2 separate regions of the Homo sapiens genome follow, and region 2 is linked to region 1. Evidence: chromatin loops called from intact Hi-C (ENCODE). Cell type or tissue: mammary epithelial cell. All regions are shown on one strand. Links, peaks and the distances in the headings refer to the core of each region. The heading gives the core; the rest is flanking DNA.

Region 1 (8,352 bases), core at 300-8,299:
ATGAGTAGTTCTTCCTTATTTTCTTGTCTCAGTACCAAGGTCTGTAGTCAAAGGAGAAAGTAAAAGCAATTTCTTCATTAAAGTGCATGAAGCTTCTCCATGTAGAGAGTTGATAGCTCTCTTTGGAATGGAAAGAGCTGCCACCTGTTGGATTGTTTCTAGATGGGATCAGGATGGTCCTTGTCTGGTGTCCAGATTGACCTTCATCCTGGGCACCAGAGAGTCTCGGTGGGCTCTTTCTGCTGTTGCTTTATTTTTCCTCTAGGACTGGGCAGAATTCATTTTTTGAAGTTAGAAAAATAACACGTGTTTATTTGTACAACCTTTAAGAAAAGCAGATAGTGAAAGAAAGAAAATAAAAGTGACCCATGAATTTCAACATACTGTCATACTGTTAATAGTTTGCATTGTCATCCTATATGTGTATATACTTCTTAGAATCATTGTATCCCATTGCAGATTAGAAGTGGTTTTATACCACTCTACACAAAACAGCATATTGCAAGAATTTTTCTATGCTATGATGTATAATTGACATCATGTTTTTAATGCTGTTCAGCATTTCTCATATTGACATTGGTGCTTTTGCACTTGGATTTCCTTTTCTGAGGATAGGAGGATTTGAAAGGTCTTCCTTTGGTTGGTTTCTTGTTGTCATGCAATCCTCAGCCCAAATACCACCACCTTAGCATGGCCTTCCTTTGTCCTCAATTTAAAGAGTCTCTGCCACTTGTCATTTCCCATACCATAAGTCACTCATCCTTTGAAATGATCTTGTTCATTTATTTGTTTGCTTGTGTTGGCTCTGCCCTGTGTAGAATATGGGCTTCCTGAGAGCTGAAACCTTCTCTATCTTTATTACGACACATCCTCAGGGATTAGAATAGTATGTGATGCAGATAATTTCCTCAGTAGATATTTGTAGACTGACAGACTGAATCCACTCAGTTGCTGCACCAATGTACCAAATGCATTCAAGCAATTTCTTATTGCCAAGATCTCAATTGTACTGTTTTTTTTCTGATTATTTTATCTGATTATTAGTGATATTGAGCACCTTTTCAATATATTTTCAAAATATTTTATTTCTGGGTTCTCTATTATGTTTCACTGGGCTCTCTATTCTGTTTCATTGGTTTGTTTTCCAGAGACAAGGTTTTCCTCTGTCACCTAGGCTGGAGTGCAGTGCAGCAATCATAGCTCACTGCAGCCTCGAATTCCTGGACTCAAGCGATCCTCCCACCTCAGCCTCTCAAAGTGCTGGTATTACAGGAATGAGCCACCATGCCAGGCCCATTTATAATACTTTAACATTACAAGAATGTCTTTGTGCAGTAGGACAGATCTTTTTTTCCTCTCAACATTTTAAATTGAAACATTTTAAACATCCAGATAAGTAGAAAGAATACAGCAATGAACACCCACATAACTTTGATCAAAATTAAAAGTTGGTTAATATTTTGGCACACTTTCTCTCTGTACACTTTCTTTAATGAACCATTTAAAAGTAATTTGAAGACTTTGTAATACTTCATAATTAAATATGGTATTAAAAAGAATTTGAACTTAGTTTGTCTTGCAGGCTGTGATTTAGTACAGTTCATCTATTTTGTGAACCATAGTACTCTTTTGTAAGTAATGGCTTTTATTTTAAGTATCAATTTCCCCATTTTGACCAGCTGCAAACAGGAATATTTATTTATTTTTAAAACAACTTCATTGAGGTGAAATTGATATATAACAACTGCACATATTTATTATATACAATTTGATAGGTTTCAATGTATGCATATACTTATAAAATCATCACCACAATCAATGCAATAGATATATCCACCCCTCCAGAAGTTTCCTTGTACCTCTTTGTTTATTTTGTAGCAACATATAACATGAGATCTAGCCTCTTAACAAATTTTTAAGTGTATGATACTGAAACTTTATACCCATTGAATAACCACTCCCAATTTTCCCTTCCGTCAACTCTTGGCAACCACCATTCTATTCTCTGCTTTTATGAGTTTCACGATTTTAGATTCCACATATAAGTGAGGCCATGCAGTATTTGTCGTCTGTAACTGGCTTTATTTGTTTAGCATAATGTCTTCAGGTTTATCCCTATTGTTTCAGATGACAGAACATTCTTTTTAAAAGCTAAATAATATTCACACACATTTTTATCCATTTTTGGATATTTGTGTTATTTCCATATCTTGACTATTGTGAATGATTATTGTGAATAATGAACTTGGGAGTGCAGCTATCTCTCCAGGGTCCTGGTTTTTCTTCTTCTGAATGTATACCTAGAGGTGATATTGCTGGATCGTGTGGTAGTAATATTTTTAATTTTTTGAGGAACCTTCATAGTGTTTTGCATAGTAGCCACACCCTTGTACATTCTAATCAACAGTGTACAAGGGTTCCAATTTCTACAATCATTATCAACACCATTATTTTTTAAAGTTTCTTTTTTTTTTTTTGATGGGGTCTTACTCTGTCACCCAGGCTGGAGTGCAGTGGCATGATCTGGGCTCACCACAGCCTTGATCTCCCCAGACTCAGGTGATCCTCCAACCTCATCCTCCTGAGCAGGTGGGACTATAGGTGCAAACCACCACACCCAGTTAATTTTTGTATTTTTAGTAGAGATAGGGTTTTGCCATGTTATGCAGGCTGGTCTTGAACTCCTGGGCTCAAGAGATCTGTCCACCTCGGCCTCTCCAGGAGCTAGGATTACAGGCATGAGCCACTGTGCCTGGCCTTTTTTTTTTAAATAGTAGCCATCCTAACAGGTGTGCAGTGATGTGTCACTGTGGTTTTGATTTGCATTTCTCTGATTATTAGTGATATTGAGTGCCTTTTCAATATATTTTCCAAATATTTTATTTCTGGGTTCTCTATTCTGTTTTATTGGGCTCTCTATTCTGTTTCATTGGTCTATATGTCTGTCTTTATGCCAGTTCCATACTGTCTTAATTACTGTAAATTTGTATTACATTTTCAAATCAGGAAGTGTGATGCCTCCAGCTTTGTTCTTCGTTCTCAGGTCACTTTGACTATTCTGGGTGTTTTGTGCTAAGCTCTTGGCTTGACTTCATGGACCATCCAAGATATGCAACCCCATAATTAACACATTTTCTAGTTTCCCTATTTAAAGCTTTAGACATCTTGGGGCTTTGCTGATCCTGGAGAGACTGATCCTCCCAGGGCTAGGCAGTTTTTAGAGATACTAAGGGATTCTCCTGCAAGTGTGCCTTTCATATGCAAACTAACCAACCTGAAGCCCACACGCCACCACTTTCTCTGTTGGCTCTCACACTCTGGGTCACTACCCATCTGCCCTACTCACCCAAAGGCCAAATACCAGAAAGTAAGAACAATTCCTCTGCTTCAGAGCCCACTGAAATTATTCCAGCTAGCCAATCCTAAACCTGCTTGCCCTGCTAGTTCTAGTTCACAGTTGCTCTGAATAGCATCCTTGACTGTAACTGGAACCACCTGGAGGTGGAGCGAGGCTTTAAAACACTCACACTCAGCCTCAACTCTAGACTTACTAAATCAGTCTCTGGTGATGGGTCAGAGCTCGAGTGTAAGGATTTTTAAGGAGAACCCCAGTTGATGATTAAGTGCAGCAAGTATTAAGAATTACTTATTTAGTCTTTTGACTTCTAAAGGAGGCCTCCTACTAGACTCTTTACTTTAGACAAGCTCTGGTCTTTGACCTCTGTCTGCTTACTTCATAAATGCCTTCAAAACTGAAGGTTGCCACCATGGCACATGTATACCTATGTAACAAACCTGCACATTCTGCACATGTATCTCAGAACTTAAAGTATAATAAAAATAAATAAAATAAAAAGCAAAACAAACAAAAATCCCTGAAAGTTCATTCCCTTTGTTGGCAAATGCTATTAGGAAAAAAACAGCTTCAATAACTCCACTTAACTCTTTGGTCTCCCACCTTCCCTTGGAATTTGGTCTTTAAGATCATTCATGACAAATTAGTCCATTTTTAATACTGCTTTTAAAAATATTAAACATTTTTAAATCCAAAATTTTACCTTTTTTTCAGCACAAATCTTTGTCTGCATAGATTATTCAGATTAGTCTACCACACTCCCCAAATCCTCAGCCTAAGTTATTGCCAAAACTCGTATCTGCTCATTCTGCCACTTGCTTCTATTCTCAAATCCATTTAGCAGTGCGGCCATAGCAGACAGTTCCAGCAGCTGCTATGTCCTCTGTTGAGAGTCTTTCTCCTTTACTTACTCAGGTTTTTGTTCAGGCTATGTAAGGCTGCCTCTTTTGCCCAAGCACAGCTTATAAATTCAGAGGAGCTAAAGTCCCTGAGGGGAACTCTCAACCAATGGAAACTGGGTTGTTAAATAAATACTCCACATTGTCCCTCAAAGAGACAATTATGAAATGCACTCTATATAATTCTTCAGAATATCCACTTTGGGATTGATCTCCAGTTGCTCACAATAGTAACCAACTCATTAATTCGCCTTTTTAGCTTTGTCCGTGTGTTACTCTCCCTTTCCCTGGCTTCCTGTCACCATTTCCCAAATAAACTATACACATCCAAGTCTTTCCTTGTTGGAGAGAGAAACCAAATAAAAACACATTATCCCCATGGGAACCTAAGACCTTACCATTTCTTTCATCATTTCAATTAACCTTTAAAAAACCTCCATCATAGTCATGTTTACATTAGAAAATGCATACAGTGTTATCAATGTATGAATTTGATTTATTTATGTAGCTGGATTTCAACTTTATTATAACAAATTTTATTGTGAATTTTATATTTCAAATATATGTTTATTATTTATTTTATAATTAATATATTACCAAAATTCATTTTATAATAAATATTTATATTAATACCATTATAACACATTTAATCAATATTTAATAAATAATACATATATAAAGTTTATATTTACAATAAATATTAATATAGTAAACTTTATATATAAAATTTATTTCAAATATTTGAAAAATAAATTTGATTTCACCATAATTTATAATTTATTATGAATTTCTATAAACTCTATATTGCCATCAATAAATTTCCATAAATTCTATACTGATATCTATATATTCTATATTGATATCACTTTCCACAGGAAAATTCATTCGTATATTACCAAATAAATTACCAAACATAGCCACATGATGGCAGTGCCTGCAAGCGCTTATCTCTTCAGTGTAGGCATGATACATCCATGATAACACTGCTGTTCCTTAATCTGTGTTTGAGGTGAACAGGCCGTATCTAGCAAATGCAAGCAGAAATATCTCTGCAAAATCTGTATTTATAACTTCATTGTCCACCCCGCTAGGACTAGCCGGAGTCATCATGACATACATCCAAATGTTAGGCTTTCTTGCTCACTCACAGGGGCCTGCAGACCTGGGCAGGTGTCCCCCTAGCCAGACCAGGTTCTTCCTCTTTACTACTGATTTTGTTCCATCACCACGTATTACTCTGTGGCTTATGTAGGAGCTGTGGGCAGCACTATGCTGTTGGGAGTTAGACAATTAATTGAGCAGACATGTCAATTCATTGCTCAGGAATCCAGGCAGAAATTCACTTGACTGATAGTCAGATAGACAGAGTAAACACATTTTTTGTTGGTATCTCTGCTCCGATGAGAATTTTTATATGTTGTTTGATCCAAATCACCTTAGAAGTAGACACTTAGACTGAGAGCCTGGAACTGATCCACTAACTTGTAAGATACCTGGGCTGGTAATAATCCCTTGCATATTGTTCCATTAACTTTACCTAATCCAGGGGTCAGCAAACAAGAGATGGGCCAAATTTATCCCACTGCCTACTTTTGTAAATAAAGTTTTATTGGAACACAGCCACACTCATTTGTTACATATTGTCTATGGTTGCTCTGGAAGAATAGATTTGACAGAGACTTATGGTATGCAAATCCTAAAATATTACTATTTGGCTTTTAAATTTTTTCAGAGATGGAGTTGCCTACATCTGGAGTGTAGTGGATGGCCTCAAGCGATCTTCCTGCCTCAGCCTCTAGAGTAGCTATTACTCCTGGTGCATGATAACATGCTTGGCTTATTTAGCCTTTCATGAAAAAAGTGCAAGAGTTTGAGCAAAATGTTAAGGATGAGCCTCTCTAGATATGCAATTAAGGATTAGTCATTTTTATCTTTACTTGTCTTTATTTTTTAATTATTTTGTTGTAAAATGATTACCTGCTGAACTAGACATATATATGAGTATATACATTCATATTTATATATTGGTATGTTATATATAATTAGCTCTTAACAAGAGAGTTCACTTGTCCCTTGAAGCTTTGAAGCCAGGCATTGACTTCTCTTCTCTACTTATGAAAGATCATATTTTATGTGTATATATATATATATATGTATATATATATCCATAAAACACACACATACACACACAGAGTTTGGACTATATAGTTATTTTTAAGTAATAAGGATCAGCCAGATAGGGACTAATTTTATTTCTAATAGAAGCGTATACAGCTCTTACTCTGAAGCTTTCCAAAGTGTGACTACTAGAAAGATAGAAAAAAAAAACGCTCTCTTCAGGTTATGATTGCCTAGAAGCTCCTTGACAGCGACGGTCTTGCTTTCTGCATTTTTGGGCCTGCTGCAGGGCCTGATAGAGGTAGCCATGCAGGCGCCCACCATGGCTCTTTCCAGGCCAATCACTGCTGCCCTGAGATGATGTTTGGGGAGCAGCACATCCAGGGGGACGCAGCATTCCTGGCTGTCACCGCTCATCTGTCATTGGTTTAAGTGGAGAAGCTGAGCTTCCCCAGAACTAAAGCCAGCCACAGACTCCTGCAGGCCAGGCAGCAGGCACCCTGCCCTTCCTGCCCATTCCTCAGTTGCCACTCTTAATCAGAAACCAAGTCTTGAGTTAGGGACTAAGTTGCATTTAAAAGAAAGTGAACATACCTGCTCTACAGCACCGCAGGTGCAAGAACAGTTTTCAGTTGCCTCACTCACCCCTTGGTCTCTTTCCTCACTCTACTTTTCTTTGTTCCCCATTAAAGGAAGAAAAAATAAAAAAGCTGAGGGAGCTAGTTATTTCCACAAATGAGATGGTGCAACAAAACTAAACTTGAATGTAAAATTAATCCATGCTATTGTTGAAGAGTTTGCTAAGACATGCCTGAATCATCTGATGTGAGTTTGAGGATGCGTGTTGGGTGCAGGGGTGAGAGGAGGTCAGAAAAAGCCATAGATACTGCACAGTCACACCTTAGCAAGCACAGTCCTGTCAGATTGCTTTTGTCTTCTGTATCTTGGAAGGCTTCACGGGCTTTCTTCTTGATACCTCTCCCAGTTGGCTTTAGTTTTTTTAGTTTAGTTTTTTTTTTTTTTTTGGCACAGAAGATAAAATCCACAGTAGAAACATAAAGCTCTAGAAACCAAGAATATTTTTAAGCATTTTCTTCTAGTTAGAATTCCTGGGTTATTTTTTTAGTGTACAGCTTTTGACATTTTAAATATGTTTCCCCCGTCTCCATGACTCCTACCTCCCACCACAGGCATACCTAAAGGTATTGCAGGTTTGTGCCAGACCACTTCAATTAAGTGAATATTGCAATAAAGTGAGTACACAAAACTTTGGTTTCCCAGTGCAACATGGAACTTACGTTCACACTATACTGTAGTCTACTAAGTGTGCAATAGCATTATGTCTAAAAACAAAATTACATACCTTAATTAAAAAATACTTTATTGCTGAAAAATGTTAATAATCGTCTGAGCCATCAGCAAATTGTAATCTTTTTGCTGGTGGAGAGTCTTGCCTCAATGTCAATGGCTGCTGACTGGGGTGGTGGTCACTGAAGGTCAGGGTGGCTGTGGCAAATTGTTAAAATAAAATGACAGTGAAGTTTGATGCATTGACTTACTCTTCCATTACAAAATATTTATCTGTATCATGAGATGCTATTTGGTATTATTTTACCCAGTTTTTAAAAAAATGGTAGTCAGTCCTCTCAAACCCTGCCACTACTTTATCAACTAAGTTGATGTAATATTCTAAACCCTGGGTTGTTGTTGCCACATGTTCATACCATCTTCACCGGGAGTAGATTTCATCTCAAGAAACCACTTTCTCTGCTCATCCATAAGAAGCAACTCCTCATCCATTCAAGTTTTCTAATGAGATGCAGCAATTCAGTCACTTCTTCGGGCTGTAGTTACAATTCTAGTTCTCTTGCTATTTCCGCCACATCTCCAGTTACTTCCTCCACTTGTGTCTTGAATCCCTCAAAGTCATCTATGGAGGTTGGAATCAACTTCTTCCAAGCTGCAGTTAACATTGATATT
Region 2 (8,352 bases), core at 341-8,340, 370 kb after region 1:
GCACATGTATTCCAGAACTTAAAGTAAAAAGAAAGAAAACACCAAAAAATAGCTTTCTTTAGTTCAAGGGGATTAAATAGAAATCTGTCTTCACTGTTTCATTAGCTCTAGTGGTAGACATTAAATCTCCTTCTTGGAATTAAATGTCTTATGAATGTGTAAACACAGAAAAAAATATTTTTGGTGAACATTTTCTTGAATAACTTTGTGTTTCTAATGTGATAATCTGTATGTTATCTTTAAACCACTTAAAAGTATCTTTGGGCTGAAAAAAGAAGACAGACAAAGATCTGTTTCAGTTCTGAAATGCTATGATATCACACTTCAAGCTTTTTTCTTAAATAGCCTTAAGAGCCCTTAACACACTTTTTTTTCCCTAAAGTCAACGGAGATGTCTCATATCTTTTATCCATTAAGAATCTTTTTAAATTATCCACTACCAAACTTTATGATAATTGTCAGTAACCAATTCACCATCAATTTTAGACATATACAATGTGACAAGATATGAAGTAAAACTCTTCTCCCAGGACTCATAACCTGCCTTTGAAGGTAAACGCTGAAGGGTGCCCTAAATTTCTTTTATAAAAAATAATATTATTGGAATATTCACACAAAGTTACTACTTTAAAGACAAAAAAATTAGCGTGGTCTATAAATTATGTAGGTTTGTTAAAATAAATATTGCTGCTGTAGAAAGAAGATAGGATCACTAGTGCAAACAAGGGTGAGAAAGAACAGTGGAGAAAGAAGGAGAGAAATCTGCATTCAAAAACCAATTCTACAACCTACTAGTTGCCTCACCTCAGAAAGTTACATACCTTTTAAGCGTCATTCTTCTCATATATTTGTTGTGAGAATGATGAAGAAAGATATGAAAAACACTTATTATAACTAGGTTCTTTTACCTTAATACTGAAATAAACAGACTCTTAATACAGAAAAAAAAAAGTGTCCGTTGTATAGAAATGGCCTTAGGATTGAACAGAAAGACAAGAAACATCTGTCCTAAAGCAAGATGCTATCAGCTTGAATTCCTTTGAACTCTCCATTCCAGTCACAGCTGGGATGAGAGGAGACATTGAGAGGATGAGTCAGTGTATCAGATGCATCTGACACAGTTCACCCCTTCAGCACTCTGATCACTGTGCCTGCCCTACATTAAATTCAGTCTGTTACCAAGTCCTCAAGTTCATAACCAGCTACAGTTCTACAAAAAACTTAATACACAGGAGTTGGTGGCACATACCACAGTTTGCTCCTGCAACTTCAATCAAAGGCAGAATTGACGTTCATCCTATCCCTCCCCTACCACTTATTTTATATTTCCTTCCCTTTGTCATCACAAGTAGACATTTCATTTAAACTATTTTTAACAACATTAATCTTATTTCTTCTAACTATATTTTTGTACCCATATTTCAAAAAACTAAAAGAGTGGAATTGGAATATTCCGAACACAAAGAAATGATAAATGCTTGAGGTGAAGGATATCCCAATTATCCTGATTTGATCATTGCATATTTTATTTTTGTATCAAAATATCACATGTAACCCATAAATGCATACAACTATTATGTATCCATAAAGAATAAAAATTAAGAAAATGCACATTGATCTGTGTGCATAATACACTCTTCTTCATGATGAATCCAAAAAGAAAATATAACTTGAAAATACCTTAGTATTTAACATTTTCAGTACTATGAGGTCAGCTTATTCCCTTATAAAAGAGAATAAGATCCATATAGCACATTCTGTTTATTTAGTGATGTTTTTAAAGAGTGCACACATCTTTAATCCTTACTTTTCATAATAGCTATATTATCATAGCACAGAGTCAGACTAATCCCACAAATCCTGTTCAATGGCATGTTACAATCAACTAGAATTTGTTTCATTTGTTGAATATAGTCAGATAAATAATTTGAGTTAGAAAAAATATTTCAAGATTTTTTGTAATAGTGTTAGCTTGTAAGAATCAAGGATCAGTATTTATCCAATCTGGTATAAAATCTAATAAGGAAGTAGTTTTTAGAACCTGCTTTATTTATTTAACATTTCACTTTCTATGTGCCTATTTCTATTTCAATTAAGTCTTCATAATTTATTTTGGATACAATTGTCATATTTATTTTCACACACTGCCATTTTTCCAAGTACTCATGAGAGAATGGATCAAATTCAGCAAACGGTTTGATGATTCTCATAAGATTTTTATTATTTAAAGAGTGCCAGTTGAGGGGAGGGACCAAGATGGCCGAATAGGAACAGCACCGGTCTGCAGCACCGTGAAACCCACGCAGAAGGCAAGTGATTTCTGCATTTCCAACTGAGGTACCCAGTTCATCTCATTGGGACGGTTAAGCAGTGGGTTCAACCAACTGAGGGCGAACAGAAGCAGGGTGGGGCGTTGCTTCACCCAGGAAGTGCAAGAAGCCGGGGACCTCCCACCCGCAGCCAAGGGAACTATGCAAACAGGAGGGAACTGATAACCCATGGACACATTTATTAACATTCCTTCCTCCTCTGGGTGAGAGGCCCACAAGTATCTGTAGGCTCAGGCATCCAAACACTATTATTAACATAAACCTCAACCGGAGGTTCCAACCATGTGACAGCCCTACTCAAATATAGTATGGATTATCAGTTAAACGAGCTGTTTAATTTGTTACAACAAACTGTAAGAAAAAGAAATTTCCCATTTTGTATTACTCATATTCGAGCACACCCTAATTTACCATGGCCTTTGGCTAAAGCAAATGAACAAGCTGACTTGCTAGTATCATCTGCATTCATGGAAGCACAAGAACTTCATGCCTTGACTCATGTAAATGCAGCAGGATTAAAAATAAATTTGATATCACATGGAAACAGCCAAAAAATATTGTACAAGATTGCACCCGGTGTCAGATTCTACACCTGCCCACTCAGGAGGCAGGAGTTAATCCCAGAGGTCTAAGTCCTAATGTGTTATGGCAAATGGATGTCACGCATGTACCTTCATTTGGAAAATTGTCATTTGTCCATGTGACAGTTGATACTTATTCACATTTCATATGGGCAACCTGCCAGAGAGGAGAAAGTACTTCCCATGTTAAAAGACATTTATTATCTTGTTTTGCTGTCATGAGAGTTAAAAAAAAAAATTAAAATGGACAATGGGCCAGGATACTGTAGTAAAGCTTTTCAAAAATTCTTAAATCAGTGAAAAATTACACATAAAACAGGAATTCCCTATAATTCCCAAAGACAGGCCATAATTTAAAGAACTAATAGAACACTGAAAGCTCAATTGGTTAAACAAAAAAAAAAAAGGAAGAAACAGTAAGGAGTATTAACACTCCCCAGATGCAACTTAATCTAATACTCTATACTTTAAATTTTTTGAACATTTATAGAAATCAGACCATTACCCCTGCAGAACATCTAACTGGTAAAAGGAACAGCCCACATGAAGGAAAACTGATTTGGTAGAAAGATAATAAAAATAAAACATGGGAAACACGGAAAGTGATGACATGTGGGAGAGGTTTTGCTTGTATTTCCCCAGGAAAAAAACACCTTCCAGTTTAGGTACCTACAACTTACAGATAAAGTTGTCATCCACCAAGAAAGCGGAGCCGCCGACTTGGGCACAATTAAAGAAGCTGACACAGTTAGCTGAAAAAAGCCTAAAGAACACAAGGGTAATCCAAACTCCAGAGAATATGCAGCTTGCAGCCTTGATGATTGTGTCAACGGTGGTAAGTCTCCCCAGGCCTGCAGGAGCAACTGCAGCTAATTATGCCTATTGGGCATATGTCCCATTCCTGCCTTTAATTAGGCCTGTCACATGGTTGGAAACCCCGGTTGAGGTTTACGTTCATAGTAGTGTTTGGATGCCTGAGCCTACAGATTCTCGTGGGCCCTCTCACCCAGAGGAGGAAGGAATGTTAATAAATGTGTCCGTGGGTTATCAATTCCCCCCTGTTTGCATAGGGCTGGCTATCTGTTGCCTAAAAGGCTACCGACAACATTGGCTAGTTAAGATTCCAGGTCATAATCAAAGACCAGTATCCTGTCATTTATTTTACAAAGTTTGGTTCAATTGGAACAGTTTAAGCCCAGAAAAGAGAGGTGTCAACAACCTCAATAATGGTCAAAGGATTTAGAAACATTGATTTGGAAGGATTGCATCACTGATCACACTGTGGTACTGCAAAATAATCCCTATGGAATCATCATTGATTGGGCCCCTAAGGGGACCTTTGCAGTTAATTGTACCAATCAGAATGATAGATGCAAGATAGGACTAAACCAAGAACTATATTATCAAAGAGATGACACCATTTACACTGAAAAACGTGCTCATTTTCCCATAATTTGGACCAATTTTGGTATGGCCGACCCACATCCAAAAATGAGTAATCCAATCATAGACCCTAAACATCCTGAATTATGAAAGTTAATGATGGCCCAATCTCATATTCGGGTTTGGAAAAAAAAATTATATTAATGGAGAAGGTGGGAGACATCAATTTACGTATCAGTTTTGTTCCAGCCAAACAATACCCATTCAGAGTTGTGTCAAGCCTCCTTTAATGTTAATTGTCAGAAATATTAATATTCGACCAAATTCTCAAACCATTACTTGTCAAAACTGTTGCCTTTTCATCTGTATTGATTGCACATTTGGTGTAAAAACATCTGTGTTGCTGGTGAGGGCTAGAGAAGGAGTTTGGATACCGGTTTCCCTCAATAGACCTTGGGGAGCCTCTCCTTCCATTCATATTGTCACAGAAATGTTAAGGGGACTGTTTACCAAAACAAAAAGATTTATTTTTACCCTTATAACGGTCATTATGGGCCTTATTACAGTCACAGGTACTGCTGCGGCTGCTGGAATTGCTTTACACTCCTCTGTTCAAACTGCGGAATATGTAAATGATTGGCAAAAAAATTCCTTAATAAAAGATCACACATTTACACATTATAACAAATTTTATGCTCTGAAAACATTTTTAGAAAGAGCATATATTTACATATGTTTGGGAAAGGTATCTTGATATTAAATAATTAATTGACAGTGTTACATTTTCAATGTTCAAAATGAGCTAAGACTTTTATGTACATTATCTTATATCAGCCTCACTAAACTATACAAACTGGATATTGATGTGCTCAATGAGAAGACAATGGAATAAGGCATGGAGAGCTCACAAAGCTGAGGAGTGGCAAAGTTGCTTTCCATATGTGATATGACAGCACCTCCCTCTAGTGGTGACACCATGCTTTTCCTCCATATTCCTGATGTGACAAAGCTCAGAGTCACAGATTTGATGCCCTTTATTCTTATTTTTTGCTTCCAAATCATTTATCCTCTTTATTTAGCTTTTTCTTACAGTATGAACACTAGACAAAAACAGTTAAGTCATTTGCTTAGTATATGGTGTCAATAAAGCATGGTCTGACAACATTTATTTTTATTTATTTTCCAACTTTTAAGTTCAGGGGTACATGTGCAAGCATTATATAGGTAGATTGCATGTCACAGGGATTTGGTATATAAATGATTTCATCACCCAGGTAATCAGCATAGTACTTGATAGGTAGTTTTCAACCCTCACTCTCATCCCTCAACCCTCAAGAAGGCCCTGGTGTCTGCTGTTCCTTTCTTTGTGTCCCTATGTAATAAATGTTTGGCTCCAACTTATAAGCGAGAACTTGTGGTATTTGGATTTATGTTCCTGTGTTAGTTTGCTTAGGATAATGAACTCCATCTCCATCCATGTTGCTGCAAAGGACACAATCTCAATCTTTTTTATGGCTGCATAGTATTCTGACAATACTTATTTAGACCATATTTATTTTATACAGATACAAAATGCTATGTAATTTATTTTATGTCCTCTCATCCTGAATAGACATTTTATAGACATATGTGAAATATCAAAAGAGACATTAGGCAAAGTACTAATGATACCAACATAAAAGATAACATTATTACATATTTTGTGCTCTGAAAACATTTTTAGAAGGAGCATACATTCAAATACTAAGTTTGGGAAATGTGTTTTAATACTTAATTGAAAGTGTTACTAAGTTTTCAAAGTTCAAAATGAGCCTCTAATAATGTGTTAAGACTTTTATGTACATTATCCCAATTCAGCCTCACAAAATAATATGAATTAGGTATTGATGTGCTTATTGAGAAGATGATGAAAGGAGGCATAGAGAACTCACAAAGCTGATGACTGGCAGAGTTGCTTTCCATATGCAATATGCCAGCACCTTTCTCAAGTGTTGACACCATGCTTTTCCTCCATATTCCTAATTTGACAGAGCTTGAAGTGACAGATTAAATGCCCTTCTTCCTCTTCATTGTTGCTTCCGGATAACTTACCCTCTTTCTTTAGCTCCTCAACCCACCAGAAAACCACAAAACAACAACAAAACAAACACATAAAGTGAAGCACATGTCATCAGGCTGTACTACTCAAAACTCCTTTGTGCTAGGCATCCTGGATCTCCCAGGATGCCTTTATTCACTGAATATTTTAACAACTGACCCTTTCTCTCCTTACCATTACTCTTGTTGATCTTTGGGCCCTTTCAGATATGGTAGACAAGCATCTCCCCAGCCTCTCAGTTCCTTGACCTCCTAATAGCTGAAAGTCTTTTCTATCATCTCACCTCAGCCTGAAACTTTTCCTTACCAGTAACTAAACCTCCTCCATAATCTCAATATCAAGAGTCCCACACAATCAGTCCCTCTCATGACCTGCCTGCTCCATGCTGATAGGTCGAATGGTCAATTCTCCATCCTCATTTTATTTTATGTCTCAGCAATATGACAAAGATAATTATCCCCCTTCTTCCTAGATTCTTGTGAACTTTAGAAACTATGAGACAATAAACGTTTCAGTTCACTACATTTAGAGGGTATTTCTTATGCAATATCAGATAATTAATACAGAAACTTTTACCTGACTTGGAAGAGCATAGATTGTTACTGTCTGTTTTGTTGTTATTGTTGTTGTTGTTGTTGTTTTCAGACAGAATCTCTCCCCGTCACCCAGGCTGGAATGCAATGGTACAATCGCAGCTCACTGCAACCTTCGCCTCCCAGATTCAAGCGATTCTCCTGCCTCAGCCTCCCGAGTAGCTGGAATTACAGTCACATGCCACCACGCCCGGCTAATTTTTTGTATCTTTAGTAGAGACGGGGTTTCACCACGTTGGCCAGGCTGGTCTCAAACTCATGACCTCGTGATCTGCCCACCTCGGCCTCCCAAAGTGCTGAAACTACAGGCGTGAGCCACCGCATCCAGCTATTGTCTCCTTTTTATTCTTTATATAAACTGAAACATACACAATGTTTTGCTGTATGACTGACTTCCTTAACTCAATATTATGTATTAAAATATATGTGAAAGCTTTTGGGTTCTGTAATAATATTTCACTACAGATACTTAGGAGTAGAAGTATTCAATATATAGTATGCATTTTTTCACCTCATAGTACATAATATCAAATAGATTTTTAATATGATTGTCACAATTTATACTCTCATCAGCAATATTAAGGCTCCCCAGTGCTCTACATTCTTGCCATCATTTGGATATGTCAGCCTTTTGGATTATAGTCATTCTAGTGGGTACATGTAGATTTCATTCACAGTTTAATTTGGTTTTCCTTGAGAATAAAAGACAATTACGGAAGTTGAACATGTGTTCATGTTTGCTGTTCATTAGGAGATCCTCTTTTGGATGAGCTTATTTAAGACTTTTACTTCTATTTTTTTGTAGATTTGAAGACTGCATTACATATTCTAATTATATATATAATATGTTTTTAATCTTTGATTTGCCTTTTCAGTCTCTTAATTATATCTTTGTCAGTTCTCAATTTTAATGTAGTTAAATGTATTGACTTTTTTTTTTTACACTTAATATTATAGTTTTGTATCAGTTTCCCAATCTGGAGAATGTGAAAATAATGTCATTGACTTTTTTTTTCTATAAGTTTGATTGTTTTATCTTCCACATTTAGATCTATAATCCATTTGGAATTGCCTTATTTTTAATGTCAGGAGGGTAAGAACCAGGTTTTATTTCTTTCTAACGTGTATAGAAGGCCTGACACCATTTATTGAGAAGATTATCCTTTCACTATCGTTACCATAAATCAACTCACTATATGTATAAGTCTGGCAATTACATTGAATATATAGATATATTTGTGGAAAAATTAGACTCACAAAATAGTCAGTCTTCCAGTCCATAACCATGATATGTTCCACCATTTATTAGCCCTTGGCATATTGCATAGTTTTCAGTGTATAGTCCTTGGCATATTTTGTTATATTTA

The links. Peaks named below come from ENCODE experiments on the same cell type or tissue, not always from the same donor. Only the 100,000 strongest peaks of a DNase experiment are listed, where the experiment ranks them.
Region 2: a loop joins it to region 1, with 16 times the contacts of the local background. A loop is called at or near these places in 41 of 110 quality-filtered maps.

The regions. Positions count from the first base shown.
Region 1 is chr1:89,452,185-89,460,536 of GRCh38, reverse strand. No RefSeq gene overlaps it. Among named protein-coding and RNA genes, the nearest start is that of LRRC8B, 68 kb to the left of the region's middle. In mammary epithelial cell, for the core only: a CTCF peak has its summit at 5,184 (motif pointing right); DNase peaks (open chromatin) are centred at 5,236, 5,576 and 7,226; H3K27ac peaks cover 2,084 bases.
Region 2 is chr1:89,082,888-89,091,239 of GRCh38, reverse strand. All of the region lies in intron 4 of LOC105378841 (a long non-coding RNA gene), which reads right to left. Among named protein-coding and RNA genes, the nearest start is that of GBP1, 22 kb to the right of the region's middle. In mammary epithelial cell, for the core only: a CTCF peak has its summit at 5,249 (motif pointing left); no DNase peak of the experiment used is centred there; H3K27me3 peaks cover 240 bases.